Regions from separate parts of the Mus musculus genome. Here region 2 is linked to region 1. The links are chromatin loops, found by intact Hi-C in ENCODE. Cell type or tissue: left cerebral cortex. All regions are shown on one strand. Links, peaks and the distances in the headings refer to the core of each region. The heading gives the core; the rest is flanking DNA.

What was found. Hi-C counts contacts between places; a loop is a spot of excess contacts. Peaks named below come from ENCODE experiments on the same cell type or tissue, not always from the same donor. Only the 100,000 strongest peaks of a DNase experiment are listed, where the experiment ranks them.
Region 2: a loop joins it to region 1, with 10 times the contacts of the local background. A loop is called at or near these places in 1 of 42 quality-filtered maps.

What each region holds. Positions count from the first base shown.
Region 1 is chr2:78,651,729-78,659,826 of GRCm38, forward strand. No RefSeq gene overlaps it. Among named protein-coding and RNA genes, the nearest start is that of Gm39865, 95 kb to the right of the region's middle. In left cerebral cortex, for the core only: no CTCF peak of the experiment used is centred there; DNase peaks (open chromatin) are centred at 3,903 and 5,243.
Region 2 is chr2:78,865,332-78,873,429 of GRCm38, forward strand. It overlaps Ube2e3 (ubiquitin-conjugating enzyme E2E 3), which reads left to right and starts at 3,716. Exons shown (of 6, transcript NM_009454.2): 1 at 3,716-4,074; 2 at 5,126-5,347; 3 at 7,091-7,141. The coding sequence starts at 5,154. In left cerebral cortex, for the core only: a CTCF peak has its summit at 3,882 (motif pointing left); DNase peaks (open chromatin) are centred at 3,272, 3,860, 4,707, 5,266 and 2 more places; H3K4me3 peaks cover 3,884 bases; H3K27ac peaks cover 2,982 bases.

The DNA of each region.
Region 1 (8,098 bases), core at 1,392-6,391:
GGGAAATCTCTCTGTCAGGAAATTTCAGATCATTTCATTGTTTACATTTGCAATTCAAACATATTGACAGAGCAGTGCAAATAAATGTGCACTAGGAAAGGCGGGGAGAAATTATTTGCACAGATACTGCAAAAGATTTTTCTAGCTATGTGAGAAATGAACATGAATTTTTGCCATATTTGGTAAAGTGAAAGTTAAAAAGAGAAAGCACATGTAAAAAGGAGACAAGCAAAAACTGATTTGAATATTATCGCAGGGCAAAGGAAATCACCATTCAACCTTTATAAATGAGCAAAAGCAGATTAATTTTCCCAATCACAAACATTAATGATATTAAATGACTTTTAATACATGCCATAGGATAAGATATTGATTACAAAGATAATCCACAAATGTGTTCTAGGGGTATAAATGAATGCTTGCCGAAACAAAATACAGAGAGGATAGGGGAGACACAAAAGAGGTTCTGAGTTAAAGTTGAACAGGTATCATTGAGATTTCTTGAATTGAAACCAATATATTCCACTGAATTTGTAAATAGAAATAGAGTATAAGGTACAATCCAAGGTTTGATGCCTAGGAATCTTATTATATACATGTGTGTATATTGTAATTGTGCATACATGATCCATAACTATCAGGACTTTTTTTTGGGGGGGGGGGTAAGTACAGGCAAAAGAAAGGGAGAGCAGAGGCACCAGATGACAAACATCTTAGGAGCCGCCCCATAACCAATGATAGAAACCTCCAGCCTCTCATCTCAGATACAAAACTGAAATTTATCTAAATGGTGTGAGTCATGGTTGCCCATAGTGGCAGCCTGGTTATTACCGCATTATGTGATAGCATCCTACGTTTCCTCATTGGTGCCTCATGAGTGGTTTTGAAAATAAACTACTGGCATAGTACTTCCAATAAGATCTGAGTCTCCGAGTTGCAAGATCTAACCTAAGCCAATATGGAAGTAATAATGGTCCAACAGCAAATCTGGCTACACCCAAGTGTTTGTTTTTCCTCCGAGCTGATTTTAATTACTAAATTACTAATGCCTGAACTTGCATAACTTTACATTTAGAAATTATCAGTTAGTAATATATAAGCTCCTCTATCTTTCTTGGAAAAATCACCTTTATAGCAAACCAGCGTTCTACTTGTGGTTTCATCTGTGTGACACAAGGTAGGAGAAGAAAAACATCAATATTCCAAACAGCTTTCAGATTAAACTCTACAAACCTCGGTAACCTTTATCCTTGGGTCAAGTTAAACCACATGGTCTGTACTTCCTCTTTAGAGTTATAGTGTATTATTTGCAATGGAATACACATTTTATGATGTTAAACAAGCTTGAGGATTAGTGGTATTTGGGAAACCTAAGCATTTCCTAAGTGAAAGACTGTGACCTACGGTGACTTGGGCATCCACCCAGATGTTCACACCAGCATCCTCACTCCTCCCGAGGAGGTTGTGTAAGAGTAAATACATCTTTATAGCAATAAATGTTTAATGTCTATGAATCTGTCAGAACTACCCACTTACAGTTACCTTGATAAAAAGCATTATTGTCTATAAAACTATGAGGTGAAATGTACTTTCCCATCCCAAAAGCTAAAACAGACAGTCTTATTTGTAGGTTCTACATTTGAAGATTAGACGGGTTATTTTAGGCTAACAATGTTTTGAAAAAATAACGAGCTCAGGATGGAAAACCAGAAAGAATTTGTTTCTATTTTATCTTTTGTTTTCAACGTAAGTGTTTGCTTCAGGGGGCTCACTGCAGTGAATCCTGGTAAGAACGCAAGTAAAGAGCATATAGAGACGGATATGAATAACTGCTGAATTTGTCAAGCAAATACTCTTCACTGGTCAGCAAGAGCTGGGTGTTACCTGACTGATTTGTTAAGTCAGATCCTTGCCTTTTCTATGTCACACTTTAGGGTAGGTTATACTAATCTGTGGGATAAGATGACCATTCACTGAAAAATAACACAATTATTTAAAGACCACAAGACCCTTGAACTTGATATGGCTCTGATTATCATTTTGTATATTTGCCAGAAACACACTGATCGATTTTGCTTTTCAACCCCTGCGCCCCCGCCTCTTTCTCTTTTACCGGGAGGAACTGTGCCTTGCAATTTTCTCAGCTCAACACTTTGTTCTTTTCCTTTAAACATCTTGATGTCTAAGAAGCTGCAAACACCACAGGGAGGCACACAACAACGTGAAACTCACCCTTTGAAAAGCAGTGTCCCCTAGCATGAGAGACTGGCATTTTACTTCTGTAAGCATCGGGGTTCCCCAGGAAAATGGAAAGGTGAATTCTGAAGCTAATGTTGTCCCCGTGAGCAGGAGATGGATGAGTAAAGACGAATACAGGCTAGCATTCAACAACCTGATGTGCAAACAGCTTCGGAATGCGCACCCTTTGGACCGTCTGACACCTGCTAGAGTGACCAGTGACATTGGGCCTGACAGAGTCAACCTCAGAGACCTTAGATGTACTGCCATCCACAATGGTAGGCTGCTTTTGTCAGGCTTGGCCACATTTCTTTCAGAAAGGGGCTCTTCTTCTCATTCTGTCTCCTGAAATCTTGACGTTTGTAGTGTGCATTTAAACATATCAGTAAATTGACCCTTTTTCTTTAGGAACACTTTGACGATGTTTTGAGAGTTTCTTACACATAACATAATTTAGGTCTACTTTCTGGATTGCTCTGGAAACACAATATACAACTACCCAATGAATTCTGAAATCAATATTCAATATAAAATAATATTATTTTAATTGCATTTCTTCATTTTGTTTCATATAATCCTGAGACTCCCGTGGCTTATGTCTTCTTCGCTGTTTGGTACATCCAGAGTTATATTTATAATGCTCTATTCTTCCAGGTTTTAAAATCTGGAGGTATAAAAAGTAGGATGTAGGAGGCTGTTAGGGGCATTATTTCAGCAGAAAACTGCCTTATAATTAAATCTTAGTACAGACTATCTATGATGTATTTAAAGCTTAAAGCCATAATTGATTGGATTAGAGTCTGACCATTTATAGGATATTTTAAATTCCTGATTATGTTCTGTTAGTAATTGCTTTTGAAATTTATTTCCAGCTATGTGTTCTCTTCTGCTAGTAACATCACTGAAAGTGCTGTGATGTTCCATTTTCACAGATTTGAACACTTTTGACTATTTCCATTTTGATGCCTTTCATCCTCTCTAATTCTTATAAATTCAAATTTTCTAATAAAAACTTAGGCGATGGACAGGACGAACCACAACAGGTTACATTTATCAAACACCTACAGACATTGTGCTAACTATATTCCCATGGCTTACGATATTCCGCTTTCTCAGTAACCCTAAGAGGTGCTCATTAATGAAGCTCATTGGACAGGCTGGTGAAATCCTTTGTGCAGGTTACACAGCTAAGTCCTCGGAAGTCTAAAACTCAGGGTCCTATTGACTACACAGAGATAAGTTGGGAATGTTATCAAATCCTCAATTACTCGTGAACAAATAATTTCAAAGAGTATACTAGGGAATATTAATAAACTAGAAATGAATTACCAGCTGTCACGATCCACACAAAGCTCACAGATTGCACACTGCTACATGTAAATACACGTCAACAACAAACATTTGGATATGCTCCCATGTCAATTAAAACAAAATACAGAAAGGAAAGCCCACCATGAGCCTTTTCCATTTGCAGTCATACAGCACCTGATACCCGTGCTACCTGATACCGGCTAGAGACAGCTTATTCACTTTATTGTTACTATGCTGCAGGAAGTGTTGGTCCAACACTTCTTTCTGCCTCTTAGATGACTGAAAAGATCACATGAGTCAGTTGCCCTTCACTGGCATGCCAGGGGCAGATGGGTATGCACAACAAATGTTTCCTGGGTGTGCTGCCAAATGTTGAGTAATGTGTAAAATGTATTTTGGTTTCAACTAAAGATACATATGGTCACTGCAATGTCTGTCAGATGGAATGTGGAACAAAAAGGGTTCAGTGGGTTTGCTCTGAGCAGATTAGGGCTTGTTATGCAGAAAAAAGAGCAGGTCTGTGTGTTTGCAAACTGGCTTCCGAGTAACACTGGGGCTTGCTGACCTTTGCCCCTTGAGTCTATTAAAAAGCATTTATCTGCAATCAGTTATTCATGCAAAGAGACATATAATGAAGAGTAATAGCTTAGTTTCTGGGATGGCTATGGATTTTTTTTCTATGTGTTCTGTGGTGTTATTTGGCTGTGATCATGTTTAATTATTATCAAAGGAGGCAAGAAACATAAACCCAGAAACATTCAAGGAAAAGAAACAAACCTGACGCCTTTTTGGTTTTGTGTAAGATACTGTCTTTGCCCAGTGTTCTTTTGAATGACTTTCTTATGCTTAGAAAGCCACACCACCCTTCATTGGCCCCCCATCCCGGCTGTCTTGCCCCACTCCAGAATGCAATCTTGAGCAGTCATCCTCTATTTCATGATAGGTTTTATATCTCAGCAATCCAAACACATTTAGTTATATGTAATCACTGCCTACATGATAGCAGTTACCGTCAGAGACCTCAGCCTCTGAGCTCTGCGGGTTTCCTAATCAATTCTAATTTGTCACTTGGACAAAACAGTCAAATCGATTGTGGATGCATTGATTAAAAGAAGCCTAACGTCCAAGCTTAGAATAAAAGATCAATAAATAACTACACACACATATTCTGCCTGGCACCATTTAGGGAAAGGATGATCGATCTTTATGTTTTTATGAGAAAACCTGTCTCTTATCTAAATTATTAAATGCTGAATGATTGGATAATATTTTCTAAATATTAAAAGAGGACACGTGTCATTTTAAACGTCTGAAAGTCAGGATATACATTCCTATTTTTTTTCTTTACTAGAAGATCATATTTTGGCACATTTGTAGAGCTGTCTTTTTCTATCTATCTTCATACAAACTTTCACTTTCATTTTTTAATCAGATACAGAACCTTCCCTGCAAATGTGAACCCCTGTTTGCCAATAGAACATTACTTTTAGCCAAAAGCAGATTATATTTATATGGCTCATCTCCAAATCCTGCTGGTTGCCCTCAGTAAATGTGCTAATTGCTTTTTTTAGCTATCCATTTTCTTATCTTAGCCTTTGTGGCTTCATGCACATTTTACTAGATGTTACACTTTCTTGTGTTTAGGTTTTATTTGCATGACACCAAAGTGTGAGTCAGTTGGCTCGCTGCATTTTGCATACATTGCGCATAATGAATTCTAATGTGGAGATTATCTTTGCATGGAGCAAAACTGAAAACATGTGTTTCTCTGCCAGATCTTCTCTAAAGAAATAAAGCCAGAGAGCCTAAAATTTGGACAGTGTGTAACAAAGTAATGCTTCTACAATCTTATCTTCTGAGTATTGGGGAACTGTTGCGTGTTCCCTTTTATGATAGATTTCAAGTGTTTTATGTTATGTTAGCTTATTATAATTTAATTTGATACGTAAATCCAAGAAAATTCTATTTAATATTTATGTAATAAGACTGTAAGGTGTGAAATTTGTACACATTAATGGTTACCATGTAACCGTGAACTTTTATGTAATAGGTTTCATATGGTACCTGGTGATTCTGACGTAAGTATAGAAAAGAGCCTTCTCTTCTTTTTCTGGTCCCAGGCGTTGTGGGAATCATGGTTGACCGTGCAGACATGGCCAAGTCCAAGGAGCACACCAAACACAACCAGTCACATACAAATGGCACAGAAATGGCATCAAGAAACCCTGGCACTCACCTTTGATCCCTGCACTTGGGAGGCAGAGGCAAGTGGATTTTTGAGATCAAGGCCAGCCTGATCTACAGAGTGAGTTCCAGAACATCCAGGGCTGTACAGAGAAACCCTGGTCTCAAAAAAACAAAAACCAACCAACCAAACATAAAACCTGGTCACAAAGACATGAATCTCTTAAGAGGGTTGACCTTGACCCCAAGTTCCTGAGGAACACATTGTTTTGCCAAGAAGCACAAAAAAGGCCTGAAGAAGATGCAGGCCTACAGGGCAAAGGCAGTGGGTGCACCACAGAGGCCATCAGGACTCTGGTGAAGCCTCAGGCCATCAAGCCCAACAAGCTTAAATTCCTCAGCCATCTTGCTTTCATCATTCACCCCAAGCTTGAAAAGCAGAGTCACAGTTACACGGCCCGAGGCTCTGCCAACCAAAGCTCAAGGTTCAAACCAAGGCAGAGGCCACAGCTAACGCCCTTCAGCTCCAGCTCAGGTTCCTAAAGGTGTCCTGTCTCCTGTAAATGCCCCATAGAAAAGGCTCCTGGCAGACAGAAGGACTGCTGTGACAGGCCTAACTACACACTGTTTGTAGATGACCAGGGTCCTAAGCTGTTCTCACAAATAAACTTGAGGCAAGAAAACAAGAAAAGAGAAATAGTAAAGTAATAATAAAAGAAAGTAAAACTGTAAAACACATGACTTTAATATTATTAGCTCATTTCTTATGCTGAACTCTTGCCTGCATGGTCACCTTACATTTATTCTTGTCACCGTATATTATTCTTATCACTATCATAAGATTGCCATGTACTTTAAAACCTAATATGCAAATATCCACCTAATACACAAATATCCACATCCTTCTTCCATGCTTTTTAAACTGAATTTCCTCATATTTAGAGAGGAATTTGGAAGATAACTTTATACCAACATTCAACATTGGGGTGTGTATGTGTGTGTGTCCTGCTTGGGAATTGTCTGTTATATCAGCTTTCATTTTGAACAGGACTTCACACTGTACATAGCTTCTTCCTATGGAAATATCTGCTCTTGTGGTTTTCCATTTTCTGACTTGGTTATTGTTGGCAATCAGGCACATTCATGGACAGCCAGATTCTGGCTTCACAACAATTGGGTGTTAATAAAGCCAGCCACTCAAGGGACTATGTTTCCCCTCTCAATAAAGATCCCACAGGAGACCTGCTGTGTGTTGTGATTTGTTTGGGACTCACTGCTCATGATGAGCTCTATCTTGTCCAATAGAACTATCCTCACTTCACCCAACAATGAGCAGTTTGGCGTCCCTCATCTTATGTTCCAATCCCCAGCACTATGCAGGAAAGAGAGAATCTGCCTCCTTAACATAGCAAGAAAGACAGGGGAAATGGAAGAAAGAAGGGAAGGGGAGAAAGGAGGATGAAGGGAGAAAAGGTAGAAGAGAGGAAGGGAGGGAGGAAAGAAGGGAGTTTATCTAATACTGTTGCTGGGCTTCGCTTCAGTTTTATATTTAATTCCTATCCCAACAACAAAAACCAGACTTTACCAAGAGTCCATTTAGTTTTTGGAGAGCCTTAGTCTGCCAGATGGTAGCAGGGTAGTGTCTGAAATGGTAGTCGCCTTGCTGACAGAAAACAGGAAGCCTCCAGCTCCACATTGTCTGCATACAGATTTGACTGCTACTTTGATCAACTTATAATTATAGCGAGTCTTCAATTTTCTGTTAATCTACTGAAATGGATTCTCTGAATGGCACATTCTCACTAACATTCATAAACTGCAACATAAGATCCTTATGTCCAAAGAACTTCTAAAAAATACTACAGTACTTCATTATTTTCAAATTTTGTGCATGCATGATATGTGCGTGTGTCTGTGCATGATCATGTAAATGTATGTGTGTGGAGGTTAAAAGTAAACACCTTAGGGGATGTCCACCTTGGCTTTTTAGGACATGTTGGTCACTAGGAGAACAGGCCAACAAGCCCCAGAAGTCTACCTGTCTCCATCTCCCCAGGGATGGATTTCAAGTGTGTACCACATTGGCAAGCATTTCATGTGTCCTTTAGGGATCAAATTCAAGTTCTCACGCTCACACAACAAGCTCTTTACCTACTAAGTTATCACACTAGCACTGTATGAAAGAACTGTCTTAAAAACTATCATTCCCATGAAGATTTCTAAAGACATTGTTTTCATATTAATATTTTTGTTAATATGCAAAATTTGAAAATAAGTAGAAGAATAAGATGGGTCTGTTTCTTCGGTGTTTTCTGGCACTCACTGACACACTCAAGAAGCCCTTAGTTCTATGGGCTATATTTTT
Region 2 (8,098 bases), core at 1,828-6,827, 210 kb after region 1:
AACGAAGAAGAAAGAGGTGAAGAAAGGTGCATTGAGAAAAGTTGCAGGGTAGAAAGAAGCAACAGCAGCAAACCCACCCCCAATTCGCAGAATAGATCAGGAAGGTTGCATTTTATTTCTGTAGTGTGTGTGTGTGTGTGTGTGTGTGTGTGTGTGTGTGTGTTGCTATGGGTTTAACTTTGTAAGTCTCATCCTAGGTTACACAATAACACAACTCAGAAACTTCTTAAGCAACTAATAATGGACAATGGGTGTGTAGTTAGAAAGCACTGAGATCCATGGGAAGGCCTCAGGAAAAGCACCTCCTAAGCTAAGGAGATGGGATGTGAGAGTCTTGCCTGTTCTCACAATTAAACATACTTGCATTGAGTGGCAATGTTGATGGGAGAGGGGATGGTTTCAGTAATGGTCATAGCCATTGCACTTGGATTGATTCCGTGTCTTTGCTCTTCTATCTGATCCTCTTAGGGCTGTGAGAGGCTGGCAGGACCCCATACTAATGAGAAAGTGAGTGAGAGAGTGAGAGAGAGGGGAGGTGGGGAGGGAGAGAGACAGAGACACACAAGGAAAGCGACAGAAGGAAGTTGGGATGGAGGGGATGTCAATCATCATGTAGCTGATGTCTGCTTCTTGGTACTACTTTGTGGGCATCTTGTAGGGGAACTGCTATGTATTTTAGGGGATAATGTGTATTACTTTGAACTTATATATCACCGGAAGTGGTTATTCATCATGATGATCTCTAATTTCAAACATGGACATTGCAAAAACAAATAGAAAAAGTACAAAGTAGGGTGCCTTGTGAGGAAGGACTTTCTCGAGACAGGGTTTCTCTGTGTAGCCCTGGCTGTCCTGGAATTCACTCTGTAGACCAGGCTGGCCTCGAACTCAGAAATCTGCCTGCCTTTGCCTCCCAAGTGCTGGGATTAAAGGTGTGCGCCACCACACCTGGCTCTTACCCAAACCAACAGTTCATAATTTAAGAGTTGCTCCTAGTCAACACACAACAAAGTGTGTTCCAGGACAGCCAGGGCTATACAGAGAAACCCTATCTCAAAAACCCAAAAAAAAAAAAAAAAAAAAAAAAAAAGAGTTGCTCCTGGGTCAGGGAGGTAACATCATGGTACTTTGAAGGACAGCTAGAAAAAGCACCTGACCAGCCCCGTTAGTAAACTGAATGGGTGTGTGTGTGTGTGTGTGTGTGTGTGTGTGTGTCTGAGTACTTAGTCTTGTAGTGGCAGAGGCTTCTTTCTCTAACCTTACAGATCCTTTCAATGGTCTTCCTAGCTTAACGACATGGAAAGTACTACCTGTTACATGCCTAGTAAGTTCTTTTTCTTGCTTTCCCTTTGCCCTGTGTTAGGGATCAAATCCAGGCCCATGAGCATGTGGGCAAACACTTTTTTATTGAGCTATATATCCCCAAATGGTTTTCAGATATTTTACCAAGAACGTTTTCTTTATTGTATATACTTTCTCCAGGCCTACAGATCCCTCCAGGCTCAGTCTAATATAACTTGTCTTGGTTCAAGCCCATCACCACAACTCTGAGCTGCATTAATAACTCAGTTGTTTAACTTTAAAGAAACTTTTATTACATAAAGGTTGTCACATATTTGGACACCTCTCTAGGTCCTGTGGACCTAGCACAGGACACCTCTCTACTTTGTACACAGTTGCTCTCACTCTCCAATCTCATTTTCTTTCTCCTGTAATACAGTATTTCTTAGTCTTTATCTATTTGCTTTCTGACCAACTACACACTGAGCAGAACAAGTGCATTCCCAACTGCTTAAGAATTTGGTAGTTCCCAAATACTCCATCGATCTGGGCTCCATGAAACCAAACTCGCCAAAGATTCATGGACTTTTTGTTAACAATTAGCCTTTGGGCCTTCAGGCTATTTCTAGGGTATTGAATTTCCCTGAGCCTCTCACCTTTTAACACACAGCCAAGCTGCATCCACAACAATGCCCAGACTCAACACTGGCTGCCTGCTACTCAAGCAGTGTCTGTTACTTAATGTAAAGTTACTTAAGAGTGTTACTTAATGTAAAGTTGGGAGATGTCTGATTCAGACCCTGCCCATCTGCTCCCTTTCATTCTGTCAAATCGAAGTGTTGGGGGATTGATCCACAAACAGACCATTATCCCTCTTCACACATGACTCTGTTCAAACTGGAACACCCTTCTCCCCATCCAGGTGAATGTCAATAATGGGGTCTCTTTCCAGTCACTTGGCAGAGCTCTTGTCGGGGAGGGAGTAAGGAGACGGCTCTGGACACACGAAGCAGTTTATGTGCTTAGCATATACCAGGATATAGCTCGCTTGTGTAAGTTCACTGAATCTGTATCTTTGAAACGTTACAGATGTGACTTATTTATAGTTTCGAGTATTTTTTTTTTCTTTTTTTTACCAAAGCTCTTCTATTTGGAGGAAAAATAGTATGTTGGCTCACTTCTTTTCATTTTCCTTTCTCTTGAGCATTGGCTCATGTCTTATGGCTCCGCCATTCTAGTTTCTTCTGTGAACTCCTCCTCCCAGGACCCCTGGCCCTGAACACTCTTGAGAGAGGAATGCACAAATTCCTTCGAGGTTCCATCACTGGAACATGGTCTCAGGAGCGGCAAACAGGAAGTTTCTGGACTTCTGTCTATTTTGTGCTTGGGGCAAAACTGGACTCCACTTGGAAGATTCCGCAAAAAGCAAGGCAGGAGTAAACCAGCAACCTTCCTGATTCCTATCTAAAACTTTTAATGAGGACAGTGTCATATAGAGTCAGTCCCTCCATGGCTTCTCTATCCAGAAGTGGTCTCTCTCTCTCTCTCTCTCTCTCTCTCTCTCTCTCTCTCTCTCTCTCTCTCTCTCTCTCTCTCTCTCTCTCTCTCGCAAAGCAGAGCCCGCCGCCAGACACATCGGGTTATTGCCCCTAAACTTCCTCACTCCACTTTTTACATCTTGAGCGGGACATTTAAAACACAGTTTGGGATTTTGTAAGTTTCCAAAGCGTCCAGAGGGCAGTCCCCTTTTGGCAGCGCCATTGCAGGACGGGAGCCAGAGATTAGCCGAGGTAGGTCCCCTGGTCTCAAAATCCTATTCACCTCGCTCAGAAGCCCAGGACTCTACCTTGCTACTTCCTTCAGCTCAGAGGGGCCAGAAGCAGCTTTCCTTTGCCTGCGTGCCTGGCCTCCTCAATAACACCATTCATCGCCTGCCTCTCGGGGCACCGGGGAAGCCCCAGTCACGCGCCAGGGTTCTCGCTCAGGTACGGGATTCCCGGGGTAACCGCCGGCCCCTAACCTCAGGGGCGGGTAGTCCACTGGGCAGCGTCGGCCCGGAGGCGGGCTCAGGCCGGAAGCCACCCGCGGCCCCGCGAGACCGCGCCCCCGCCCCCGCCTCCTCGTCCTCCTCTTCCAGTACGAGCTCGGCGGCCAAGGGCGCAGGGGCCAGCCCGCCGGTCCCCGCCGCGCTCTTTGTCCCGGCCGCGCGCGGGCGGACGCGTGCGCATCTGCCCCCCCGCCCCCCAGCTCCCCAACCTCCGCCACCCCCCGCCCGCCACCCCCCACCCGGCGGAAAAAAAAAAAAAAAGAAGGCGCAGCGGGAGCGCGCTCGCGCGGGGGCGCGCGGGAGCCGCTCGCGCCCCCTCCGCCAGGCAAGCAGCGAGCACGCGCGCCGCCGCGCCCGCCCCTCCCCCGCCCGCCCGCTCGCTCGGAACTTGCTGACTGCGCGACCGGGAGGAGCCGAGCCGAGCCGAGCCGAGCGCAGCGGCGGGAGGCTGAGCGCGCGGGGGGCTCCCGCGTCCCTGCGCCTTCGCCTTCGGCCGGCAGAGCGCCCACCCCACCGTGGCTCCCGGAGCGCGGGGCGGCGCCACCCTCCGGCCGCAGCGCGGCACTGCACGGCCGCCTGCGACTTTCGATGTTCCACACTCCCGGGCCGGAGCCTCGGCGGCGGCTTCTTTTCCCGCCCCCCCGGTGCCCCCCCCAGGCTGCCTCCATTTCCTCAAGGAAGGTTCCTCGGCGCTCTCCCTCCCCCACAGCGTAGCGGCGCACGAGCGGGCCGGGCGGGCGGCCGAGGTAAGGCGGCGGGGCCGGGGCCCGCGTGGGGGGCGGCGGGGGCGGGGGCGGCAGCTTTGTTCGCGCCGGGCGCCGCGCTCCTCAGTCCGCCGCGCTAGTCAGTCAGCGGCGCGGGGCGGCGGGTCCCGCATCCCCCGGCGGGCGGGCGCAGTGGCGCGGTCCCCTGCGCGGCCCTCCCCACAAAGGACCGCGGAGCTGCGTGGCCCAGTGCTCGCCCCGGGGCGGGCCGCGCCAATTTGTTGCACTTCTGGGGGTGGGGGGTGGGGGAGGGCTTTTGTTTGTTTGTTTGTTTTGCCCTCGGGGTTTTGGCCGCTTTGCGGATTTTTTTTTTTTTTTTTAAAATAACAAAATGTCGGTCGGTGAGGGAGGAATTGAGCGGGGAACGTCGATGGCACCGGGAGCTTTGCAGAAGGTGCAGTTTGGAGCCTGCCCTTCCCCGGGTGGCAGCTCGGGCTCGGCCCGGTGAATCCTCGCCGCCGGCCGTGGGGACGGCTGTGGGGCGGCTGCCAGTTGATTTTTTTTTTTTTTTTAAATTCGAGTGCTGTGTTCAAAGGCTTTCGGTGCGCACGGGAGGACCCCGTCACCGTAAATAAGCATATGGGCGACTAACGGGGTATGTTTTTCCTCTGGGAAGGAGGATTTGATCGCTCAGACCGGTGTCAGCCTGTAAATATTTAGACGGTATTAGTGACTTCTGAACATTCTCGGCGAGATCTGTTATTTACAGTTGTCATATGTTATTAATGCCCGTTGCCCAAGTTCCCTGGCAAATCTGTTTCATGCCTTCTGAGAAAGTAGACAATTGATAGATTGTCCAAGGGATGGGAAAAAAATGTGAGTGGGTTTTCCAACTTGCATTTTGGTAAATCCCTCAACGCCTGCATTATAAATTATGATACGTATCAGATTCCCTGTAACGTGCTGCACCCTAAGTACAGGGACTTTCGAATCCTTTTCAATAAAATACTCTCAAAGGTGCTTATTGAGAAGTGCATGCTGCTATTTTTTTTTAAAGATCTAATGTTTCTCCATGGGTCTCTTCTCTCCTTAGAAGTTTTCCCAGAGATAAGTTCACCAAGATGTCCAGTGACAGGCAAAGGTCGGATGATGAGAGCCCTAGCACCAGCAGTGGCAGTTCAGATGCAGATCAGCGAGACCCTGCCGCTCCAGAGCCCGAGGAACAGGAAGAAAGAAAACCTTCTGCCACCCAGCAGAAGAAAAACACCAAACTCTCTAGCAAAACGACTGCTAAGTTATCCACTAGTGCTAAAAGGTAATGTCTACAAGGGGAGGACTCACACGGTCAGGTCCCCTTCCCATTGGTGGCTTTTGCTGGCTTAACTTCAGTGGCAATAGTTCAGAAATAGTTCTCCATCAAACGTATGTGAACTTGAGTGGGCTGTCATTCTGTGTGTGGTATAGCCACGCAGTTTCCCTGCAACTATCGACTCTAAAGCCAGCAGACTTTGTTCTGTGCTGTGGTGACTCGAGGATGGCCTCAAGAAGAGCTGGGCACTCATTCTGACAGATGAAGGGCTTGGCAAGGGAAATCTGGTGAGTCCCAGTGAAATGGCTTGTAGGAGAGGTTTCCTTCTGTGAGTCATGTGTGAGTGAAGTTGACAGTTCTAGAGATCAGCAGAGCTTCTCTCCAGAAAACGGAATTGTCAGAAATAACAATATTTACCAGAAAATTGGTAAACTCCAGGCTTGGCTCTAGTGGGAAGCAGTTCTTAATGTGTGCTTTAAATTGGCTTACAATCTGTAAGAAGAGGACTTTAAATCATGTGGCACAGGTGTGACTGAGTGAGTTACTGCTATCCCACCTCCTCGTGAGGGCAGATACAACTCGGAAGTAGCTGTTACAGTTTAGGTGTCACCCAGTGACTGAAAACACCCTCGGCCTTCCTCTGCGTAGCTCCAGCATTGTGGATGAGCTTGGCAGGTTAACAACAGGGGGAACATTTCTGAGTCCAAGTGAGAGATCAGTTCTTCTCTGTTGACTTCTATTTTCTGTGGTGACTGAACAGATCCTGTCAATGGGGCTCCAAGTGGTAGCAGTGTTGGGATACCTAGAGAAACTAGTGATTAAGGTGAAATGTGCCTGCCTTACCCAGGACAGGTGTTTCATTGGTTTTTATTGGACATAAATGGAGGAAGAAAAATGTAAAGACTGATCATATGTTACATTTTTATTGTGATTCAAACTTTTTGTCTGGATCTAAACCATCGCTGAAGTGCTAGCAGCTTTAGAGTATTTTATTAACCAGGAACAGCCTTTGAAATAATCTGAAGTGTCCAGTTTGTTGCACTCTCCTGGAGGAACGTATTAAGCACGCTCTCAGTTTTGAAAAATGCCCTGAATTTGAAGAAAACCAGCCAGTTGACTTTTGCTTATACTTCAGCCTACATATTTATCTGTCTTCCCTACTGCAGGTTTATTGACCCTTAAAGGTGTATCTAAAATCAGAGAAGACACTCATAGCTCATATGACTTCTGTTGACTTCCAGTTTGAAATTTTCATTGGCAGAGATATTTATACATTTTAAACTTTTCTGGCAGCTAAAATATTGCCAGAACCATTAATGTGCTCTTGTAGCAGTCTATTAATTTTTAGCTCAGTAAAAAGTGACTTGAAGTCATTGTCAAATTCTCTGCTGTTTTCCCTCCTCCCCTTTTGTCTCATTTGCATATAAGCTTGAAAAGAGAATTTCTTTGGTAAAAAATGTTTTTAAATAGATTGTCTATCCTTCACTGAGCAGTCAGAAGGGGCTATTTCCCAAATCAGGTGTGAATGGCACACTTACTTACACTTGTGCGTGAGAAAAAGAGCTGCAAAGTTTGTGCTAAGGGATTTGGGTTATGCCTCTGAGAACAAAGAGGAAGCAGCCATGTTAGCATTACTGAAGGCAAAGCCAGCCTTGCATTTAACTGCATGGTGGTAGAGGGCAGTGTGATTCCCCGCTTATTCTGTAGACTACCTCAGATCCTTTTTGTTTGTTCTCATTTCACTAACAGAATTCAGAAGGAGCTAGCAGAGATAACCCTTGATCCTCCTCCTAACTGCAGGTAAGAAACAAATTTTGTTGTTCGGATTGTGAGTTGTGGGAAAATAATGATTTGAGATGAATGATCTTGCCTGAATATATGTGCAGCCCAAAGAGCTGGCTTCATGTGTTTCTTCCTTTTATCTTCTGAAGTGCACAGACTAAAAGTGCACTAACTAAATAAAAAGGGGAGAAACGACACGCTAGCATGTCCACATCGTGAGCGTCTGAGTACAGGATTGTGTGCTTCTGAGACCAGTGCGATGGGGCTGGTTTTGCCTGTGTGTCTGTAGGGCAGTTTGGTTTGCAACACAGATTTCAGTGATTTCTAAAATTTTCATCCTTAAAGAACTGTTGTGTGCAATCTGAACTGACCTTCCAAATCTAGAAATTGCTAAATGCAGTGTTAGAAAATGTAACTGCAGTAAACAAGAGTATCGTCGGTTCTTTTTGATTTATTCAGTAACTTGCCTGAAGGGTAAATTTTATGTGCTAAACGATTGGTTTCAGTTGTTTTCTGGAGGATGCATTGTTGGAATTATTTATGTTTTAAGCAGTTGTCCTAATTACTTGAAAATTCTTAGTAAGTACTGAGTAAGTTATAATTGTAGAAAGAATTTCACTGGAACCCAAGTAGCTAGTTAGTGCAATTTTTTGTTTGTTTTATCATATATGTTACTTTTTAAATTTTTGATTATATGGCTTATGAAATGAGTAAGATTTAGAGATAAATTCAAATAATTTGCAAACTATGAGTTGCTGGTACAGTTGAAGTGATGCTACCTTTTGGTGGGGAAATTCCTCAGTGTTTAATCCATTTCTGCTACAAGTTCTGTAGTTTTCTGTGTTGATTAGACAGATCTTTGAAGTCATTTATAAACACAAATGTGATCCATTGACCTCTTACTGTGTATGTTAATCAGATCTGTTGATAAGGTGATGTGATTTTGCATTTTTCAATGAATTAATAGTTTGCTTA